Linked DNA regions of Homo sapiens: all the other regions are linked to region 3. The links are chromatin contacts, found by Hi-C in ENCODE. All regions are on one chromosome and are shown on one strand. The core of a region is the stretch at or near the end of the contact, and the rest is flanking DNA. Distances in the headings are between cores, read along the strand shown.

The links. Hi-C counts contacts between places; a loop is a spot of excess contacts on that map. Pooled maps may share reads with other maps.
Region 1: a loop to region 3 is called in a map of CD8-positive, alpha-beta T cell, with 6 times the contacts of the local background. The contact joins the promoter of FGF14-IT1 here to the enhancer-like site in region 3. A Hi-C loop is called at or near these places in 3 of 168 maps with a recorded cell type or tissue (CD8-positive, alpha-beta T cell and naive thymus-derived CD4-positive, alpha-beta T cell), 3 of 37 single-sample maps with no recorded cell type and 14 of 50 pooled maps.
Region 2: a loop to region 3 is called in a map of naive thymus-derived CD4-positive, alpha-beta T cell, with 4 times the contacts of the local background. The contact joins the promoter of TPP2 here to the enhancer-like site in region 3. A Hi-C loop is called at or near these places in 1 of 168 maps with a recorded cell type or tissue (naive thymus-derived CD4-positive, alpha-beta T cell), 5 of 37 single-sample maps with no recorded cell type and 10 of 50 pooled maps.
Region 4: a map with no recorded cell type shows a loop between it and region 3 (19-fold over the local background). The contact joins two enhancer-like sites. A Hi-C loop is called at or near these places in 6 of 37 single-sample maps with no recorded cell type and 3 of 50 pooled maps.

The regions. Positions count from the first base shown.
Region 1 is chr13:102,391,918-102,396,937 of GRCh38, forward strand. FGF14-IT1 (FGF14 intronic transcript 1) reads right to left here and starts at 2,602. Exons shown (of 4, transcript NR_036486.1): 1 at 2,437-2,602; 2 at 1,841-1,914. FGF14-AS2 (FGF14 antisense RNA 2) reads left to right here and starts at 2,661. Exons shown (of 1, transcript NR_036487.1): 1 at 2,661-3,788. It also overlaps a transcript of FGF14 not described here. RefSeq lists an enhancer at 2,508-2,737.
Region 2 is chr13:102,593,121-102,598,517 of GRCh38, forward strand. TPP2 (tripeptidyl peptidase 2) reads left to right here and starts at 3,866. Exons shown (of 30, transcript NM_001330588.2): 1 at 3,866-4,083. The coding sequence starts at 3,919. LOC107984588 (a long non-coding RNA gene) reads right to left here and starts at 3,822. Exons shown (of 2, transcript XR_001749984.3): 1 at 3,328-3,822; 2 at 217-1,281. RefSeq lists enhancers at 3,300-3,459, 3,510-3,569 and silencers at 3,640-3,929, 4,090-4,379.
Region 3 is chr13:101,623,611-101,628,535 of GRCh38, forward strand. The region is part of intron 7 of ITGBL1 (integrin subunit beta like 1); the gene reads left to right. Among named protein-coding and RNA genes, the nearest start is that of ITGBL1, 170 kb to the left of the region's middle. Within about 2 kb of position 3,586, at least 5 of the 41 ENCODE cell types and tissues checked have a DNase peak (open chromatin) inside an H3K27ac peak, as active enhancers do; they include CD8-positive, alpha-beta T cell, where a contact is called at or near this core.
Region 4 is chr13:102,436,792-102,441,768 of GRCh38, forward strand. No RefSeq gene overlaps it. Among named protein-coding and RNA genes, the nearest start is that of FGF14-AS2, 45 kb to the left of the region's middle. Within about 2 kb of position 3,725, at least 3 of the 41 ENCODE cell types and tissues checked have a DNase peak (open chromatin) inside an H3K27ac peak, as active enhancers do.

The DNA of each region.
Region 1 (5,020 bases), core at 1,352-3,851, 770 kb after region 3:
CTACAAATAAGTGGCTGTTGAAACAAAAAGGACTACAATTATGAGATATGATTTCTCTTTTAGTCTTTAAGCCTTCTTATGTTCATATTTCTTAAAGTACAATATTATACCATGTGCTCCACACAGGAAGTGGAAAGAACAGATATTACAATCCCTCCCAAGCTACACCTTTAAGATGCAGCATTACAGATAAGGTTACCACACACTTCAGTGATCCACTATAATTGTGCAGACAACAAAATGCTACAGGAGGAAAAAAAGGCATTTTAACTACATTCATTCCTATCTAAAAAAGCACGTGTGCAAACTTACATATGTAAATTCAATAAAGTTCATACTTCCTTCTCTTTTCTTGCCAGACCTGAATAGTAAATCTGAAAACTTGGCTTTTAATTGCACTACTTGACTCCTCAAACTGAACAAAGTATTGTGTCCATAAAAACATCTGCTATTGACAAAGAATTGTACATAATCGTTTAAAAAAATCATTTTGGCATATCTTTATTGTAAAGCATTTTTTCCCAGTCCTAAGGATTTTCGGGTTTGAAATCAAGATGAACTTTTTATCCCACAGCAACTCTCCCAGAACTGTCCATTTAAATTTTAATCTAGAAAGAGAAGCTTGTCTAAGTCTCCTACTTGCTGTTAAAAGCTACCTCGGCCCCTCAATATAAACAGTCAGAAGACAGCCAACCATGTCTCAAGAAGATGGAAGTGTTCTGTTGGCAAATGGCCAGAAGACTAGCTCACCAGAACTGTCCAAATCAAAAACCTGTAATCAGAAAATTCCAGACTCCTCCTTCAACTTCCTTCCCAAATTCAAACTGGCCACTAAGATGGATGGACTTCACTTCCTCTCTAGTGCCTGTCACTGCCTTATTCTGGACCGCTCACCACTGCTCACTGCTCTTCCTCCCTGGTCTTTCCACCTTCAACCTTGCCCAACCCAGAGCTGTTTTCCACGCTGTAGTCATAATGGTTGTCTAAAGGGTAGATATGATCATGACACAGAAGAGAGCTCACGATCTGTGCCTCACTACCTTGCAACCCCACTCACTACCTGCCACTCCCTAGAAACACCCTCTATTTCTCAGTTGTACTTGATATTCTCGGTCTGCACCACAATCTTTGACGCCCCCAAAGCTTAAAGTATGCTTCTTTCTCTTCCTTGACAGCCTAACCAGTGCCTTTACCACGTGGCTAACTCTTAGTCATTCTTCATGACTCAGTCTGAGTTTTATTCCCTCCAGAAACCTTTCCATGCCCCTCTTCCTTGGCCCTATAGCACCTTGGTCCACCTACACAGAATTGTTCACCACATCATAATTGATCCTGTCTTTTGTCTTTCCTGCTAATTCCTTGAAGGAAGAACTCTTCTTCACCCCTGTATCTCCAGCATCAACAGTTCAAACACAGCAGCACTTTTTAAGTGTTTACTAAGTTTTGTTTTTTGTTTTTTTGAGATTGTAGTTACTGAAAAAGTGATAAAAAGCACGTGGACCTAAAAGAAATAATTCATAAATTTCAGAGTTGTAATAAACTCTGAAAATAATCTTTTTCAACTTCTTAATTTACAAATGAGGTTTATAAAAAAGATTTAAGAAAGATTTTTCCCAATAGCATGGATATGAGAGAAGGAAAAATAAACTAGTGAAGATACCCTCCCCTACCCCGAAAATCTTAAAACTGTCTAAGGAAAAGGTATCTGGGGAATATAATGGATAAATGGAATGCCATCTATTTCAGCACCAACCACACAATTCTATGAAGCGCATGAGGAGCTCTTCCTAGTGTCACCAGTAAAATACGCGTTTCTTCACCCAAGGCTCAAAGCTTCTACCTGTGTTTGTGCCTACAATTCCAAAACTGGCTCTTGGAACAGTCGCTTCCTCCACTGGGAAGGAGTTGCCACACCTGTAAAAGGAACAGGTTGTTTGTGATCGCTAAGGTCAACCTCTTATCTCTGATGGTCTCTGAATTTAGAGTACAATTTAAATATATAGTTAACATAGTCCGGGAGAGATACAGGGAAGGGGTGAGGGAAGTTTACTTACAATCAGGACTGGGTGTGAACGTTATGGGAACCTAGAATATTAGAGCTGGGGCTGATCTGGGATTACTCTAATCAATATCCTTCTTGTAGTAGCCGAGGGGACTGAAGCCCAGAAAACTTCAGGACCCGCCCAGGGTCTCCCAGTAGCTAGTGTGTAAGCTGAGACCAGAACTTGGCTCGTTCTCTCCCAGTCCTGAGCTTGGGCAGAATCACCAGCAACGCCAGCTCCCTTCCCTTTCCTTCAGATGGGTCTCGGGTCCAGAGCTGGCGCCCGCTAGCGGGAGGCCAGACCGGGAGGGCCAAGGCAGCCACCTGTGGCTTTCCCATCCCTCAGGTCCAGCAGTGCACATGGGGTGCCCCCGCGTCAACGCCGGAGGAGTGACCTTGCAAACCCGCGCCCCGCGGGCGGCAGAGCCGGCCGCTCACTGCCCGGTCCCCGGCCACCACGGAAGAGCGAAGATCTCTGCCAGGGCAGGAGCCCTAGCCCCGACCCGCGCCCCAAGTCTCTCCCGCGCGGCGGCTTCCGGCCGCCATGGTTTCCATAGCAACAACAGCACAAGCTGCCGGGTCCCAGAGACGCCCTAGGGTCAGAGGTCATCTCCGTGGCAACGGAAACTTCCCGCGCTACGGCGGCTCCAACGGGCCGCTTCCGCCGCATTGCGTAGCGAAGCCCCCGGCGAGCCGAGGCTGGGAGCGCGGTGATGGCCGGTCCCCGTGAGCAGAGGGCAGCGGCGGCGGGACCGGGGACTCTGGGCCAATGGGTAAAGCCAGGAGGAAGCCCGTGCCTGGCCCGTTGGGCTCCCTCCTCCTCAGAGCCGAAGCAGTCCACACTCGGAACCCAGCTTCACCCGGATTACCGAGGGGTTCCACGCCTGGAGGCAGAGCTGCAGCGTGGGCCCGCTCGCGGCTTTGCAGAAAACAAATAATGACACACTTCTCTGGAAGCCCGGGGCCTGGGCCCAGAGCCGTGGCTTCTGCCAAACTTTCTGGTCCCGGACACCAACTCCCCGCCTCTCAGCCCGAGGCCACAGCGGCCCAGCACCCTGCACCTTTTAAAGTGGCTCCAAAAAGGAGAAAGCCAAATAGATCAGGGTGGTAGGCGCGAGTGCAGGGAGCTGCGAAGTTGGAAGATTACTGCTTTTCAAACTGCCAAAGAGCAAAATACTAAGCGAGAAACTCCGTCCAAAGCAACTGGAACTCGAGGTTCTTTACTAATGAGAGTTCCAGTTACCATCTTCAGAGAAAGGAGCTCAAAAGAGGGAGTTTATTTTTTGCGGAATGTCTTCCTTGTTAAGAAGAAAATTAAAGATTAAAAAAGAAAATGAAGGGTCTGGCAACTATGAACCTAATGGTGCCCTAACGTTTGCTATTCTAAGGCCGAGAATGCCAGATGGGGAGAACGCCATGAGCTTTTGAGCTTGTGTATTTTGCGAGAGGCTCGAGTGTGAACAGTAGACTACAGGCCTTGAGACTGAGAAGGAAGCTATAAAATGTGGGCCAAGGGAATGTCTGCAGGACCGGGTTTCAGAGCACCCTATCGTGGCGGATAAAGAGCCACTAACAGCTTTTTTCTTTATTTAGTAGCCAAATTCTTGGTTGGCGCTTTGAGAAAGGAGTAAGCATTAAGCGAATTTAACCAAGTAAAATGTATCGTCCTGCCCTTTGTAGTCCCATAGTTCACTATCCTAGAGATACCTATTTTTCACTATTTTATTAAAGTGTATTGAAAACCTACCATGTGTCGTGAACAGAGTTTTTGTCAAGAGACAGTGACAAAGGCAGTGGTGCCCAGCAGTTGTTGGGTGACTTTCTTACATGATGTTACCAGACTAATCAAACAAGAACTTCACTGTTCCCTATAAAACATGTCTGCGACATTCATCCTTTTTGCCTTCAAGTTTAGGAAGTCCCTAAGAATCCCTCCTTTTGTTCCCTTCTCTTCATCATCCTACCTTTTACATTCTGACCAAAGTAAAAAAAATAGTGGCAGCTAGAGAACTACACAGGGAAAACATCAGGACATAGTTGGTCTTGATACAAAAGAGCTATTGCATCTCTAGAGGTATACGGGGAGCTGAGAAGTCTCCCTCAGAAAACTCCATGCCCTTCAGTACCCGGGTTCAACACATAACTAAACCTTGTACCTGGTACACAAGTCCTAAGGAACACCACACAGACTATGGCAGTGAGCAGGCAGATGTGTAAATAGGTGTTTCCCTGTCCCTATTTACAGGAGGTAAATAGTATTACCTCCACAGTCCCTCCTGGAGGTAATACTGAGTTGGGCTCAAAGGTTTTATTAAAAATAGGCACAGTGCAATGACTTGTTTAACACTGAAGAGAAGAGCTCCTGTTAGACTGTTCAAACAGCCCAACTGTTTCCCCTTAAGGCAAAAGACACTATTTTGAATAAATGCTTCCATTTTGAGACATCTACGTGGTATTTATAGAAGGCGTATGAGTCAATTTGAGTGAGGTATGATGCCAAAATGTGCAAAGGAGTGAAAACATTGGTTGTTGTCCTTGTTACCATATGTATAAAAACACTTCACAAAAGTCTCCAATGTTTGTGTTGCTAAAACATGGAAGACTGGGTTCGAACATTTTAAAGGAATGGTTCATTGTAGGAAACGTGAAGTATAGTATAGAATTAGCTTTAGCACTTTCAGAAAGTACTGCATCATTTGAACAAATTTTCTCAGTTATGGATGCTGTCTAAGATGAGAACAAGTTGTACAGCCAAAGTCATCTTCATTGTTAAAACTAAGTTTAGATTATCATGCATTGAATTTTACACTTATTAACTGGGATATACATTTCAAAAAAGAAAAATCTACTCTCCCAACAAGGCAGTACTCCGAAGCCTACCTAAAATGCCATCCTTTGGTTCATGGAGTGGCACTGCTCTACAAAACCCATTTTGTTACCTCAGTAAATAAGCTTCCTGGATGGAGTCTAAGGCCAACT
Region 2 (5,397 bases), core at 2,616-5,115, 970 kb after region 3:
AAATCAATTTCCAGATGCCTGAAGTCAACCACTTTTTTCTAAGCTTATCTGCCTGGCAGCGTGCCTGTGGCGGAAAGACATGATTCTCTTTTGCACCTATTTCAGTGCTGGGTCTCCCACCTTTTAGGGAAAAGGAACACATCCCGAATCTTACTATTATGCACCACCTGCAGGTGTAATAGCCTCTGGGGCATCAAATAACGGGACAATTTGAAATACTATCACTAAAACTTTATTTAATATCAAAGTTCAATAACCAATCCTATCCATCTTTTTTTAAAATCAAGAACAATTTTTGTTAAGACCACAATTAGCAAAAAAAAGTTACAGCATTTTTGAAACATTCCACAATCTATTATGAGGAACAAGGGCTAGGGAACAAACACCAAAGCATAACAGCATATGCTCTGCTGTGTGTTATGTTAAACCACTTTTCATTTGTCTCATTAAATCCATCTTTTCTACAATTTAAGCAAAGGTTATAGAGCAAAAGATGACATTTGTCATATGAGTGATTCTTAAAATGGGAGCTTCAACGTACGTCTGAATTTTGTTCACATTACTTTCTGGGCATATTATGTAATACTTATATATCCTGGTTTCGCTTCTTAAGAATTGATGATTCAATTTTACAAGAGACACAGACATACAAATCTTATCCTTTTAACTAGTCCTGTCATTAACAGAAGCATGACTTATTTATACCAAGCATCTTTTTAAGAGCTCTATTTTCAATAAAAATTTTTTTGTCCTGTAATTTTTAATCAAAGCTTAAGACTTACTCATGTTGTTGTAATCAACTTTGTAATAACTGAAAGATAACCCAAAAGAATAAGTTTAACATTTTTCTTCCAGGAAAATTTTTAAAATTAATATATTTTTATTGCAGATGATGATACATTATCAATATGCCTTTCCATTATAAATGCAAATTACAATGAGAAAAAATTCCATATAGAATGGAAATAAAGTTTCCAGAAGAAATAGTGATATAAAATGTCTGCTTTTAAGTGTTCAGATATTTTATAAATAGTTGATGGTAGCTATCAGAGTTACACTCAACTGGGTATATTTACATGAGAAACGTGAAAGTTTCATTAAATAATGACGATATTTATACTATGCCAGAAATTACATCCTTTATAATTTTTAAAATTTATGATAGGCCGGGCGCAGTGATTCACGCTTGTAATGCCAGCACTTTGGGGGGCCGAGGCGGGTGGATCACCTGAGGTCGGGAGTTCGAGACCAGTCTGACATCAACATGGAGAAACCCCGTATCTATTTAAAAAAATACAAACATTAGCTGGGTGTGGTGGCACATGCCTGTAATCCCAGCTACTTGGGAGGCTGAGGCAGGAGAATCACTTGAACCCCGGGAGGTGGAGGTTGCAGTGAGCCGAGATCCCGCCATTGCACTCCAGCCTGGGCAAGAAGAGCAAAACTCCATCTCAAAAAAAAAAAAAAAAATTGTGACAAATTTAGACTTCATTTTACAGCTGTACAAAGGGATACATAACTTTTTTAAAAACATGTTTATGGGATATGTAAGCAAAAAAAGAAAAATCTGGCCGGGTGCAGTGGCTGATGCCTGTAATCTGAGCACCTTGGGAGGCCGAGGTGGGTGGATCCCCTAAGGTCAGGAGTTCAAGACCAGCCTGGCCAACATGGCGAAACCCCGTCTCTACTAAAAATACAAAAACTAGCCAGGTGTGGTGGCATGCACCTGTAATCCCAGCTACTCGGGAGGCTGAGGCAGGAGAACTGCTTGAACCCGGGAGGCGGAGGTTACAGTTACCCGAGATTGTGACATTGCACTCCAGCCTGGGCCACAGAGTGAGACTCTGTGTCAAAAAAGAAAAAGAAAAGGAAAGGAAAAGAAAAATCTAAAGAACATTGTTACGGCAGTCTAATAAAAAGTCTGCCACCTAGGTTTCATAATAAACTGTTCATTCCCCATTTATTCATTGGGTGATACTCTGGCAAAGTCATGCACATGGTGTGGTAGAACATACTGGGGAGAGATTGTGAGAAGACAAATCCCGTGTTTTCATCAACCTGTTTTGTAATCCATGACAGTCAGTTAACTTTGTTTCTTCATCTATAAAATGAAGTGATTGGACTATGGTTCACTTGAAACTGGGAGCCATTCTGTTCTATCACTATAAGCTCTATACTGAATGTCTTCTGCGAGTTTGTTATTCTGTTTTCGTCTGTGTTAATTTGAAATTCTTTTCTAGAGGTAATGTAAACAGTTGGGAATAAGAAGAAAAACATTCAACTTTTCTTTTTCCTCTGCACTAAAGAGAACATGCTTGTGTAAGACTTATGGACTGAATAAATGATCAAGGAATCAGCTGAAACCATTGCACAGCCATAAGAATAATTTTTGAGACTTAATGGAGGATCTCTGAAATTCTGTGGGTTGGAAACCGCATGCATAAGGCTTTCCTTTATACCAGGTATTCTTAACTTGGTGTCCATAGACAGAATCCAAGGGGTTCAAAAACTTCCGTAGAAAAAAGATACAAACCTCTTAATTTTTTTCACATCAAGTATGAATGTAGGCAAAAACCAGGGTAGTTATGCTGTTATGTCACCAATAAAAATCAGTTCATCGTAGTGCAGTTTTCACCGCTATCTCCAAATAATTATATTCTTCACTATTTTGAAGTTATGGTAGTTTATTAGCCTTGGCCCTAGCTCCTGTTATTTAATGCAAAAGAAGTACACCTGTAACTATACACACACACGTAAAGCTCCTGCTATATAACAAAATTGCCTTTAGTATTTTTGATAACTGCATTTAAACATAATTTATTTCCTGGGTAATCCTATCTATTTCATTGTATGCATTTTAAAACACTGCTTGAGAAATAGGCCTCACCAGATTGCCAAAGGGGTCTTCGGCACAATAAAAGGCTAAGATTACCCTGGCATGAGCATAGACATAAAGATCATTAGAGGACCACTATGCAGCTTGCAGCAACTGACGGCAGGCACTGTGAATCTGGAAAACTGAAAATTATGGCTCTATAATTGAGTGGACAGCCGTAAGGAGCAATCAGAAACTTCAGTGTAAGAGGAAAAAAAAAGATGTTTTTCAGAAATCCCGGAAGCTAAGGATCAGCAGAGGATAGGAGGGGCCCATTTCAGTCTCGTGCTTTGTTACTGGCTACAAAGGCGACGGAATGACCAACAACCCACTTCCTGTTGACTGAAACTATTGCCTGTCTCCACCCTATTGCTCCCCCTCACCACCTCACCCCCATCAAAGGGGCATAACAACACAGGGGAACCCAAAGTCTACACCCCTTAACCTACGACCTTCCAAAATCATGTCCGGAGCTTTCGCCGACACCGCAGACTCCTTAGCGGCTAAGCGTGAGTGCGCCGGCTCCCTTGCCTCGGGTCAGCAGCACCCCGGGGCTGGGGCTCCTGCAGCAGCCGCACCAAAAAGTTTCATCCACAACCTTAAGTTTGGAAACTATCGTTTGCCAAGCGAAGGGTTCCCATTATTCCTGGCTGGCGGTCCATCTCCTTGCCCGTCTCTCGGGGAGTGATTCGGTCCGGGACACCAGGACTCTGCTTGGAGGCCTGCTGTTGCCTAAAAACCCCAAGCGCGGGCCTCTTCAAGGCCCCAGGTTCGAGATCCGAACCCTCCAGTAATGTCCTCAGACTCCTCCCCCTTCACTGCAGCCCGGGCAATACTCGGGCCTAGCTCCTGAGAGCGGCGCCGTTGGCTTACGTAGCAGCACGTGATTGGCCACCGCTCCCTGGCAGGCCGGGATTGGTGGAAGACGGGCCGACCCCGCCCCTCGCCCCCGCCTCCGGCCCGAGGCCGCACGGGTGTCCTCGCGCTGCTAGTCCGCGCGCAGCCTGGCAGTTTGCCGCTTCCTCGTCCTCCATCCTGCGTCCATGGCCACCGCTGCGACTGAGGAGCCCTTCCCTTTTCACGGTCTCCTGCCGAAGAAGGAGACCGGAGCCGCCTCCTTCCTCTGCCGCTACCCGGAGTATGATGGGCGGGGGGTGCTCATCGCAGTCCTGGACACGGGGGTCGACCCGGGGGCTCCGGGCATGCAGGTGAGGCGGCCCCCGAGGGCCCGGGCGCGGGGGCGCGGGCGGCCGGGGACGCGGGTGGGGACACAGTCTCGGAGCCCGGCAGGCCAAAGCCCCGCTCTGCGGCCGAGTCCGGGCCGGGGTGGGCAGCACCGGGGTGGGCAGAGGTCAGAGCCAGGCGCGGGAGGGACGGGCGCCCGCCAAGGGGACTCAACGGCGCACAGTGCCAGGGTCGCTGGGCGGGCGAGGGCCCGGACCCCAGGTTGGGCCGTGGTCCCCCCAGCTCAACAAAAGCAGCGTGCCCGGCGCGGCTGCCTGGGGAAGCCTGGGTCCCCCTTTGGCCCCAGGGACTCCCCTTCCTTCTCGCTTCGGCGCTGCCAGGCCGGACCCCCCAGGCTCCTTCCCTCCACGCCGCCTTCCTCTGCCTACCCCTCGTGCCTCGGACACCGGTCCCAGCCTGACGTTTTTAAAGAGAATTTTACAGCTTTTATCATTGGGGTGGGGTGGAGACACCAGATAGGCAACTGACATGTGAGAACTTAATGTTTAGGGATCGGGAGATTTGGTTTGGGGAAGAATAGTTTGTCTTTAAGCACGAAAGCTGGGTTTCCAGAAGATAACCCAGTCCTCTTCCGGAATTGTTTCCTGTGGTAGTTTTGTGTATTCTATTTTTAAACGGTCTTCTGCAGCGTGTTTGCTTAGGGTCATTGAATCTTGTGGCTTAGTCTTCGTTTACATAAGGAGAATTCAGTTAGGTTTGGTTTTGGCGAGCTTCTCAGACCTTATGAAAATATGCGACTTTTTTTTTTTTAAACCTGAAAACATACGACGGTTTTTAAAAATTACTTAGTTTTTTGCCTTAGGCAACTTTAAAATCTGTAGATTCAAGGTATCATACCAGAAGGTAGTTTTTTTGAAAGTATGTTGTCTCTCGTTAAAAGCATTCTGTTTAAAGTCTTTAAAGTTTAACTTTTGTACTTTTAACCCTTTACTGAAATCCAGTAATAAAATTTCACCGTTATTCAAGATCCATCTCCCAGCATCCCTGACTAATCCTACTGTATGCTGATCTCTCGTTGATCAGCCCCTGGCTATCTTATCCTCCTTTCTACACTAAACACTCATCCTCCTCCCCACAATGTCCCTTCCCTTCTGGATCCTTTATCGTGCTTTCTGATTATTGAGGTAGCATTTTGGAAGTAACGAGGGGGAGTCTGGCCGAATCTGCTTAGAAACCCCTGGGAATCTTGATTCCTGGTGTGTGTTCTTCAGCACCACTCTGGAGTACAGCACATCTTTTGTGAATCAGAAGAGGATCAGGTACTGAATTCCCTCCCG
Region 3 (4,925 bases), core at 2,336-4,835:
TGACTTTCATCTGAGGACAGGCAGTGGGTTCACCGTGAGTCACTGTAGTTCAAAGATGTAAAGAAATCTGTTGTAATCACACTTAACCTTCGCAGAGCACAAATTTAAAGGGAGACTCATGATTTAAAAGTGGACAATTAACAAATGACCTTTCTCCTTCACATTAGGTGAGATCATCAGGGCAGTGTGGTAAGTAGTCTGACTGTAGAATATTTTAAAGGAATGAAAGTTTTTTTGGGTATACCTTCTGGCCTTCTGGGCCTGTTTTTGGCCTTCTGGCCCTGTTTTAAATCCCATTTTTAAAAACCCTATTGCTTAAAACAGCTAAAAGAACAAATTTTGTAAGCATTCCATTAGACTGGCTAAACATCTCCCCCCACCCAGTTTACAATGTATACAATCTCTTATATTCATGTGGCTTAGTGATTTGTACAGGATGACCTAAAGCCACCAGGATTCCTGGAGATATGCTTAGATGTTTACTAGGTTGCTTTGGAGAGTGAGAAGAAATCTGGGCTTGTTGAGCTTTACCTACCCTACCTACTGCTTTCTCTGGGCAAATTCACTTACATATGTTTTATTTAGCATGGATCTGTTAATACTTTCATTTGGAATGAAATGTTTCTGCCGGTTTCTTTCTGTTCTTGTGCAAATGTGAAAACTATTGCTTTAGCGAAAGCAAACACCGTTACTTCCTGAATCACAGCTCCCTCCAAACCACTCCTCTCCAGATAAACATTTATGTTTTATGCCCCAATAACTACACTTCCTTTTATTTTCCCTGCTCTGAGCCTTGAAGTGTTCACCTGAAAGCATTTTAAAATAGTCTGTAATTCCAAAGGAAATGAAGTAATTGTCCATGGAAGGGAGGTGAGGACTCAGGATACAGATTGACCTGGGGTTGCTCATGAATTGAGACCAAAAGAAAAACAGAGGTAGAATAAAATGAAAGGGAGAAGAGCTCAGTGAACATCTGTGCTTTCTCTTTGCCGAGTCCTGACACAGCGCTCACTACCCCTCTGCATTTTATCCCTGTCACCATTTGGAGAATCAGGCAGGAAGGCCCAGCATCAGGGATTTCCTCTCCCTTCAAATTCTGGTCCCTGCAACCAGCTGGAGCCACCCACAGATTCCCTTTGTTGATGAGTGCTTCCGGAAGGTGAAGGAGAACCTCCCCATCAGGGGGCTGCAATGTTCCAAACTGCAGCATCATTCATGACGTGGCTAACATTTACCTTCATTTTCGTAGGGGGTGGAGAAAGGTATTTTTTTATAGTAATAAAATACAATCTGTGAATTCTGCCATATACCAAATTAAAAGAGGTTTTGCGGTACAGCTTTCCATGGAGACAAGGAACAGGTAATTATTCAGAGATAATGCTTCTGAAACAGAACATTGTCAGTATATAATGGTTCCCTGCCGGTAGATAAATGCAGAGGCAAAGACAGCATATTTATTTTTTAAAGCAAGAGACATTCAGTGATGCAATTGCAACTCTTGAAATTACCTTTCCTGTTTTACCAGATGAAAGGTTGTAGATTTAATCATCATGCCTGATGGAGCACTGGTGTCACAAAGTGACAGAAATAAGCCCAGTGACAGCAGCCCTGCTGTGTACAGATTGACTTAGTAAACACTCTTGGCACAGACTTTAGCCGTTGAGGAACTTCTTAGTTATAAATGGGTGGATTCTCCATATAGCTGCTCAAATTCTAAATTCATTATATTCCTGCCAGTTAAGCCTTCGTATGTCTTTGCTTTGCCAATGAAAACTCAGCCGGCCAGGAACAAATCATATACAGACTTAATTTGAATTCAAGGGATGATATTGCTTCTTCTGTAGGTTAAGGGTTGCAGTGGTAGCTCGATAGTTGTGTAACTACACTGCACTGCAAGGGCTCATCAGGTCCCACTCAGTATTTTATTTCTAATAATAGTAATGGCTAATTTTTTTTTTTGAGATGAAGTTTCACTCTTGTTGCCCAGGCTGGAGTACAATTGCACGATCTAGGCTCACCGCAACCTCTGTCTCCTGGGTTCAAGCGATTCTCCTGCTTTAGCCTCCTGAGTAGCTGGGAATACAGGAGCCTGCCATCATGCCCAGCTAATTTTTTGTATTTTTAGTAGAGACGGGGTTTCATCACGTTGGCCAGGCTTGTCTTTAACTCCTGACCTCAGGTGATCCACCCACCTCGGCCTCCCAAAGTTCTGGGATTACAGGCGTGAGCCACCGCACCCGGCCAGTAATGGCTAATTTTATTGAGCATTTAATGATGCGTTAGACACTGTTCTAAAGACTGCACATGTATTTTTCATCAACCCTATAATGTATTTTTAAAATGCGGTAGATTTCTCTTTTACCCAGGGAGAAAGGAGAACTTAAGGGAATGGCTTGGATCTGATCACATGGCTAATAAATGGTAGAACTTCGACTCATTGAGTTGATGGGCCTCTTAACCATTGTACCTTTGCTATTCAAAGTGTGGTTTGTAGACTAACGGTATCAGCATCAAATTGTATTTCAGATACAACTTCAGACCCAGTTAATCAGAATTTGCATTCTAAAGAGATCCCAGGTGATTTGTAGTCTTCATAGACAGTGTCTACAAACTTTTCTGGAATGCTTTTGCTATTTTAAAATGAAGATCACTACCACCCATGGATTTTTATAGCCTTTCTCATCATCTTTGATCTATTAAGCACTTTGAAAATTACACTACAATTTAATGGCACAGAAAAGAATGAGTTTTGTGGACATTTTAATTTTAGAAAAATGTCATTGTAAGTGAATAACAATTTTCTCCGAAATAAGCAGCTTACCTTAGAAGTTAGCTTGGGACTGATTGATGTGAGTCCCCGAGAGATAGCCCTTTTGCTGAATCAGACAGATCTTTCATCTATCTCTAAAAAGTACCATCTACTCCAGGAAACCTGGCAGTTTCTACTACCTTTATCTGCATTGCTTTGCTTGTGACAGTCCTTTGCATATATGATGGCCTTTTTCAGTGCTTTCTAAAGCTATTTTTAATACAAATGAAGGATTTGAATTTAAATTAAAATCCAGCTGCACACATTATTATTAAAGATAATTTCGTTGTGGAGAAAATCTAATCAGTAGATATTTTTATTGATGTTAATGTGCCAATTCTCAGACAATAGGAGTACATCTTTTTTTATAAAGAAATCATTTTAAAATTGATCCTAATTTCAGAAACCTTAAAATATGAAAACAACATTTTAGAGTTAAGGGTTTAGCTAATTAAATGTTTTCCAAATTTAATCTTAGTGTTTCTTCAATAGGGAGACACTGGTATATCTTAAAAAGAGCCCTGGACTAGGAGGCAGAAGATCTGAGTGAAATCCTGATTCAGACACTTATAGGCTGTATGACTTTGCGTAGGTCATTTAACCTTTTGGAGACTCCTTCATCTTGTCTGCAAATAAAGATAAAACACGAGAATTAAATAAGGATTGAAACTTGCGGTTTTCTGTTTCACTCATTTCTGTAACAGGTTTCATGTTTTACTTTCATTTTCACTGCTTCTCAAAGTGTAGTCTGAGTTATAAGATTCCTCTTTCATGTAATTTTTTTTTATATTTCTTACAAGTTTTTTTGGAATTATGACCACAGACCATAGCTTGTAGAAAACATGTGATATTTCAATGCTTTTTGTAATACACTTTATTTTTTAGTGCACTTTTAAGTTCACAGTAATACTGAACAGAAAGTACAGGGAGATCCCATATACTCCCTGCCCTCACCCATGCATGGCCTCCCCTGTCATCATCCCCCACCCCACCACAGTAGGTCTATTGGTTACAAGTCAGGAACCTACATTTACACAGCACTATCCCCCAAAGTAATTATTATAATTTACCTTAGGATTAACTCTTGGTATTGTATTTTCTATGTGTTTGGTAAATTTTATAATGACACGTACCCACCATGACAGTAACATATAGAGTAGTTTCACTGCCCTACAAATCCCCTGTGCTCCACCTGTTCACCCCTCTCTCCCTACAACCCCTGGCAAGCACGGATCTTTTTACTGTCACCATAGTTTTGCATTTTCCAGAGTGTCATACAGTGTGTAGGCTTTTCAGATTGGTTTCTTTCACTTACGAATATGCACTTAAGTTTTTTAAGTGTGTTTTGATGGCTTGAGAGCTCACTTCTTTTTATTGCTGAGTAATACTGCCTTGTCTGAATGTACCACTGTTTATTTAACCATTCACCTACTGAAGGACGTCTTGGTTGCTTCCAAGTTTCGGCAATTATAATGTAGCTGCTGTAAACGTTGGTTTGCAGGTTTTCATGTGGACATTAAGTTTTCAGTTCCTTTGGGTAAATAACAAGGAGTGTGATTGCTGGATCATATAGTATGTTTAGTTCAGTAAGAAACTGCTGAACTGTCTTCCAAAGAGGCTGTAGCATTTTGCATTCCCACCAGCAATGAATGAAAGTCTGTGTTTTCTCCACATCCTTGCCAGTGTTGGGTGTTTTCAGTGTTCTGGATTTGAGCCATTCTAACAAGCGTATAGTGGTATTTCATCGTTTTAATTTGCATTTGCCTGATGACAATATATAATATGAAACATCTTTTTATGTACTTGTTTGCCATCTGTATGTTTTCTTTAATAAGGCATCTGTTAAGATCTTTGGGCCATTTTTAAATTGTTTTTCTCTTATTGTTGAGTTTTAGGAGTTATTTGTATATTTTAAGTAACAGAACTTTATCAGATATGTCTTTTGCAAATATTTTCTCCTTGTCTATGACTTATCTTTTTGTTCTCTTGATATTTCTTTTCTTTTCTTTTTCTTTTTCTTTTTTTTTTTTTAAGACAAAGTCTCGCTCTGTCACCCAGGCTGGAGTGCAGTGGCATGATCTCAGCTCACTGCAACCTCTGCCTCCTGGGTTCAAGC
Region 4 (4,977 bases), core at 2,475-4,974, 810 kb after region 3:
AAAATAAGATCAACCATTTCCATTTTTTAATTTGCATCTTGTGTTTTTGGTGAATTACTTGAATTTTGCCTCTTTATCTTTGTATTTAAAATTAATTTATTACAGGATACTTGCAAGAATATAGAACAATAAAATTATGTATAAAATCAACAAAGACTCAGTTGGATCAATGAGTAAGCTTCAAATTTGAGCTTTTAGAAAGCAAGGGAAAAACAAAAACATGACAAATTAGAAAAATTTTGTTATAGTAAATAATAATGCACAGGCGATCATTAAGGAAACCAAATATAGTCATTACCTGGACAACATAGTGCCTCCAAGAGAACTTGGAGATACAGATAATAAAAGTTTACTTCAGCTAACAGTAACAGAAGACTAGATAAGTCATTCCACCACTCCAGCTAAGGGTATCTTCCTTCTTTTAGACATTAAACAAATTGTTTAATTGACAAAGAAAAATGGTATATATTTATTATGTACAACAAGTTGTTTTGAAATATGTATACTTTGTAGAATCAACTTCCTTTTAATAAATAACAAAATGTAAAGAATTGCTAGGTCAAAAGTATTGAAAAGAATCAAGAGACTTTAGCTCTTTATATGGCACCTCTTTCTCTAGAAGCATTTGTCATCAAAAAGTAGCTATTCATGGACTGAGCCACAGTTGTGACAACATCCCAGAGCTGCAGGTCAATGTCAAAGAGTCCCCAGACAGCCAAGGGTTGTGTCTAAGTCAGCATGGCTGAACCAAGTTCAAATCAACTGGATGAGCAGATAATCTCAAGTCTTGGAACTGATTAAAGGAATCCTTGTTTCTAGTGCCCCCAAAAAGGAAAAAAAAAAAAAAAAAAAAAAACCTTTCCAGAGGAAGATAATGTTATCTTTTCCCTCAAAATATTTTTCAGATAACTTCATCACTTGTGTCTTCAGTGAGTAACATACTATGACAGACTACTGGAATATTTTCAGTAATTATAGCAGAATGGGCTGGGGAGGAGTATGGAGAAGCATACACCAGCTTTAAAGCCTTCCTCTTAGACGTGAAACACATCATTTCCACTCACACTACATTGCCTAAGGTAAATCTCATAACTGCACTTGAGCTTGATAGAGTTAGGAAATGCAATTTCTCCAATAAAATAGAAACCAGAAACGGATAAGCAGTCATGCAATTTTTCAGGGCCTGCCAAATATTTATTTTCCTCTTCTTTCTCAGTGCAAATCACACTCAACCTCTCCCCAAAGGACATATCCAAAATTTCCAACCAATCACTACTCTCAAAGTTCAGGATCTCCAAGTGACGCACAACAGCCTCTACATTGGGTCTAGATCTGACTTTTGATCTGGAGATTTGATAACTAGAGACAAGGTATCGGCCCTTTACACTCCAAAAAGGCAATGGGAAGGGATAACACCTGTACACTATCCTCTCCTGAAAGAGCAGAAATAGGAGAAGTCACTAGTAAATAACAATTCCAAAGTTACGCAGAGCATATGTGCTGAGGGGCTCGTATTCAGGGTGAGATGTGGTCTCCTCTCTGACATGACCTTCCCAGCCCATTGCTCTCTGTGCCCCTTTGCTCAGCTCTCTGAGGGGTCCTCCTTTTGTCCATTATCGTCCTTAACCACACCTTGAGAGAGCATTGAAGAAAACGCCTTCCTTGAGAGCTGAGCAGCTTTCTTAGCCAGCTTCCTTCTAGCAGAAGCATGGGTGCCTATGTGGCTTTTTAAGTACCAGCTACAGCCTCTTTTAGTCCAAGTGATGGCCCTTGGCACAACAAAATTCTCTCAAAAATCTAGATAGTTTATTACCTATTTTATTCCAGGCAATTTTCTTGTTCCATGTCCCACACCTAACATACATGCATGTATATTGTGTTTATGAGACAGAGATAGGAGAGTTACATGTTTGTCTGTTTTTCTTCAGCCATTTTATCCAACTAAAAGAATTTACTGGGAAAACCTTAATCTCTTCAGAAGTTTTAACAATGAATATGGCAACCATGCTCTTATTTTATCCTCATCTTAACGCTAAGTTTTGATTAGCCTCCACATTTATTTGTATTTTATTTATTTAAAACTCCCCCCTTTTTTCTTAGTCTAGCTGAGGGTTTCTCTATTTTTTCAAAAAACCAACGCTTATTTTTGTTGATTTTTTCTATAGATTTTCTAGTAGAAATAATTCTGCCTGATCTTTATTATTTCCTTCCTTCTGCTAACTTTGGATTTAGTCTGCTCTTCTTTTCCTAGTTCCTCGAGATGTAAAGTTAGGTTGTATTCCAAAAATTCCTCTAGGTTTCTGTGTCAGTGGATGATGGAGCAAAAAAAAGAAAAAAAAATTCCTCAGTTTTATCTTTTAATAATTAGGTTTAAGAAACAGTTCTCTTTTCAATCCTGCAAGTACTTGAATTTACATTACCGCTATTCTTTTCCATTCTTGCTTCTTGCTTGCAAATTAGTCAGTTTTGTTCTGATTTTGTCTCTTTTAAGATCTCTGTACCCACTTCACAGATGAAGAAAAATAACTATCCAGGCTGGGCACAGTGGCTCATGCCTGTAATCCCAGCACTTTGGGAGGTCAAGGCGGGCAGATCACTTGAGGTCAGGAGTTGGAGACTGGCCTAGCCAACATGGGGAGACCCCTGTCTCTGCTAAAAATAAAAATAAATTAGCTAGGCGAGGTGACGGGCACCTATAATCCCAGCTACTCAGAAGGCTGAGGCATGAGAATCGCTTGAACCCGGAAGGTAGAAGTTGCAGTGAGCTGAGATTGCACCACTCCATTCCAGCGTGGGCGACAGAGCGAGACTCCATCTCAAAAAAAAAAAAAATGAAACAAAAAAGGCCAGGCCCGGTGGCTCACCCCTGTAATCTCAGCACTCTGGGAGGCTGAGGCAGGTGGATCACCTGAGGTCAGGAGTTCGAGACCAGCCTGGCCAACATGGTGAAACCCCATCTCTACTGAAAATACAAAAATTAGCCAAGTGTGGTGGCACATGCCTGTAATCCCAGCTACTCCGGAGGCTGAGGCAGGAGAATCGCTTGAACCCCGGAGGCAGAGGCTGCAGTGAGCTGAGATTGCATCAGCACACTCCAGCACTCCAGCCTGGGTGATAGAGTGAGACCCTGACTCAAAAAAAAAAAAAAGAAAAGAAAAGAAAAGAAAGAAAGAAAAAGAACTCTCCAGCCACTCCAGAAGGCCCCCAGAATGTCCAGGACCAACCACAGCTCTCTACCTCCATGAGGAATTACTCTCACAGCTTTTAGAGGACTCATTTCCTTACATTATTACTGTATTGTTTTGTTATCCTAATTTACATCCCTAGATACTGTAGTTTAGCCTTCTCATTTCTTAAAATTGATACTGTAGCAGGACGAGCCGCAGACCAAACCTCTCAGACACCTAGTTGTAGAAGGAAGGGCTTTATTCAGCTGGGAGCATCGGCAAGTTACTGCCTTAAAATCCGAGCTTCCTGAATGCACAATTTCTGTCCCTTTTAAGGGCTCACAACACTAAAGATTTCACATGAAAGGGTCATGATTGATTTGAGCAAGCAGGTGGTACATGACAGAGGCTGCATGCACCAGTGGTCAGAGAGAACAAGAACAGGGCAGGGAGTTTCACAGTGTTCTTCTATATAATGTCTGGAATCTATGAATAACACTGGTTTCTAAGTTATGAGTTGATTTTTAACTACTGGGTTTAGGCCAGGCATGCTCAGACCTGGTTTCTGGCCTGGCGCCAGGCTGCCTGTCTTTGGTTTTACTTCCTTGCTGTTTTTTCTTAAAACAGGTACTGAGTATAAAACAATATGAGAGGGTCTCTGTCTTCCTTCAATACCTTTAACTTCCTTTCAATCTATCTTTTTTCTTCTCTCCTAACTCATTTGTTGGAAGAGCCTACACTTGTGAGCTGTAGTTTCCCGTTGCTTGGCTTTTGCTAAGTGAGTTCTCATGCTTCAGGGCAACATGTTGCTTTTTCCTGCATATTGGCAGCTGGATCCAGAGTCTTGATCAGAATCAATTTGATCCCTTTGGCAAGGTTAGAGTGGTGGTGTGTTCATTCATCATGAAGCACATTATGTCTTTCTCTTTCTTGATGTTAGCAGCCTTTGATGCTCAATGCTCAGGACCCTTTAATTCACAGGAGTTTACAAATGGTAATATTTTAATTCTATCATTTTGTTTTCACTTATTGGCTGTAATAATTTTGTAAAACGACACTTCTGCTCATCTGCTACTTGATTACCCAGGGATAGCGGCTATATAGAAAAGGCAGGATACATAGATTGATATTCTCTTGTTGATAGTCATTACAGACTCTTAAGTTTAAACATATTTGATAGTTTTTAACCCATTGAAATCTGTATCTTTATTAAGGTTCAAATTATCCTACCCTTGGTGAATACAAGCCTCTTTGAATTGACTCTTGTGTCCTTTTGACACAAACCTAGTAGCTTTTTATAGCTTCTATGCTATCTGGTATGTCAAAATGTCCCAGTTTCATTTTGTACACTTCCTGTCCACAATCAATGTTCCAAGAACCCCTCTTTTTAAAAAATAGAAATGATCTTTGAGACCATAGTCTGGATGCTGTGAATGTGTGTTCATAGTGAGCTGGTCATTGTTTCTTGACCTCTTTATGGATAGAGCTAGAAATTGCACACACACACACACACACACACACACACTCCTTTTTCTTTTCCTAAACATGTCTTTCCAGCATGCCCCTTCTTTTCTCTTTGTTATAGCATGGGATTCATCACAATATGTTTTTATTGCTTCTTTTTATTTTCCCAAATTTTAGAAGAAAGATTGGTTAGCTAGCTCTACTAACTTTTTTTCAAGCTCACAAAATTTTCTCTTCTCTTGTTTTTATGAGATTTTAAAAATAGCACCTTGTTTTGGGAGTTTTTCTTACTTGTTTTCCCACCTCACTATAATCTTGACCTATTTTTTCCTGTGGGATTTTTTTC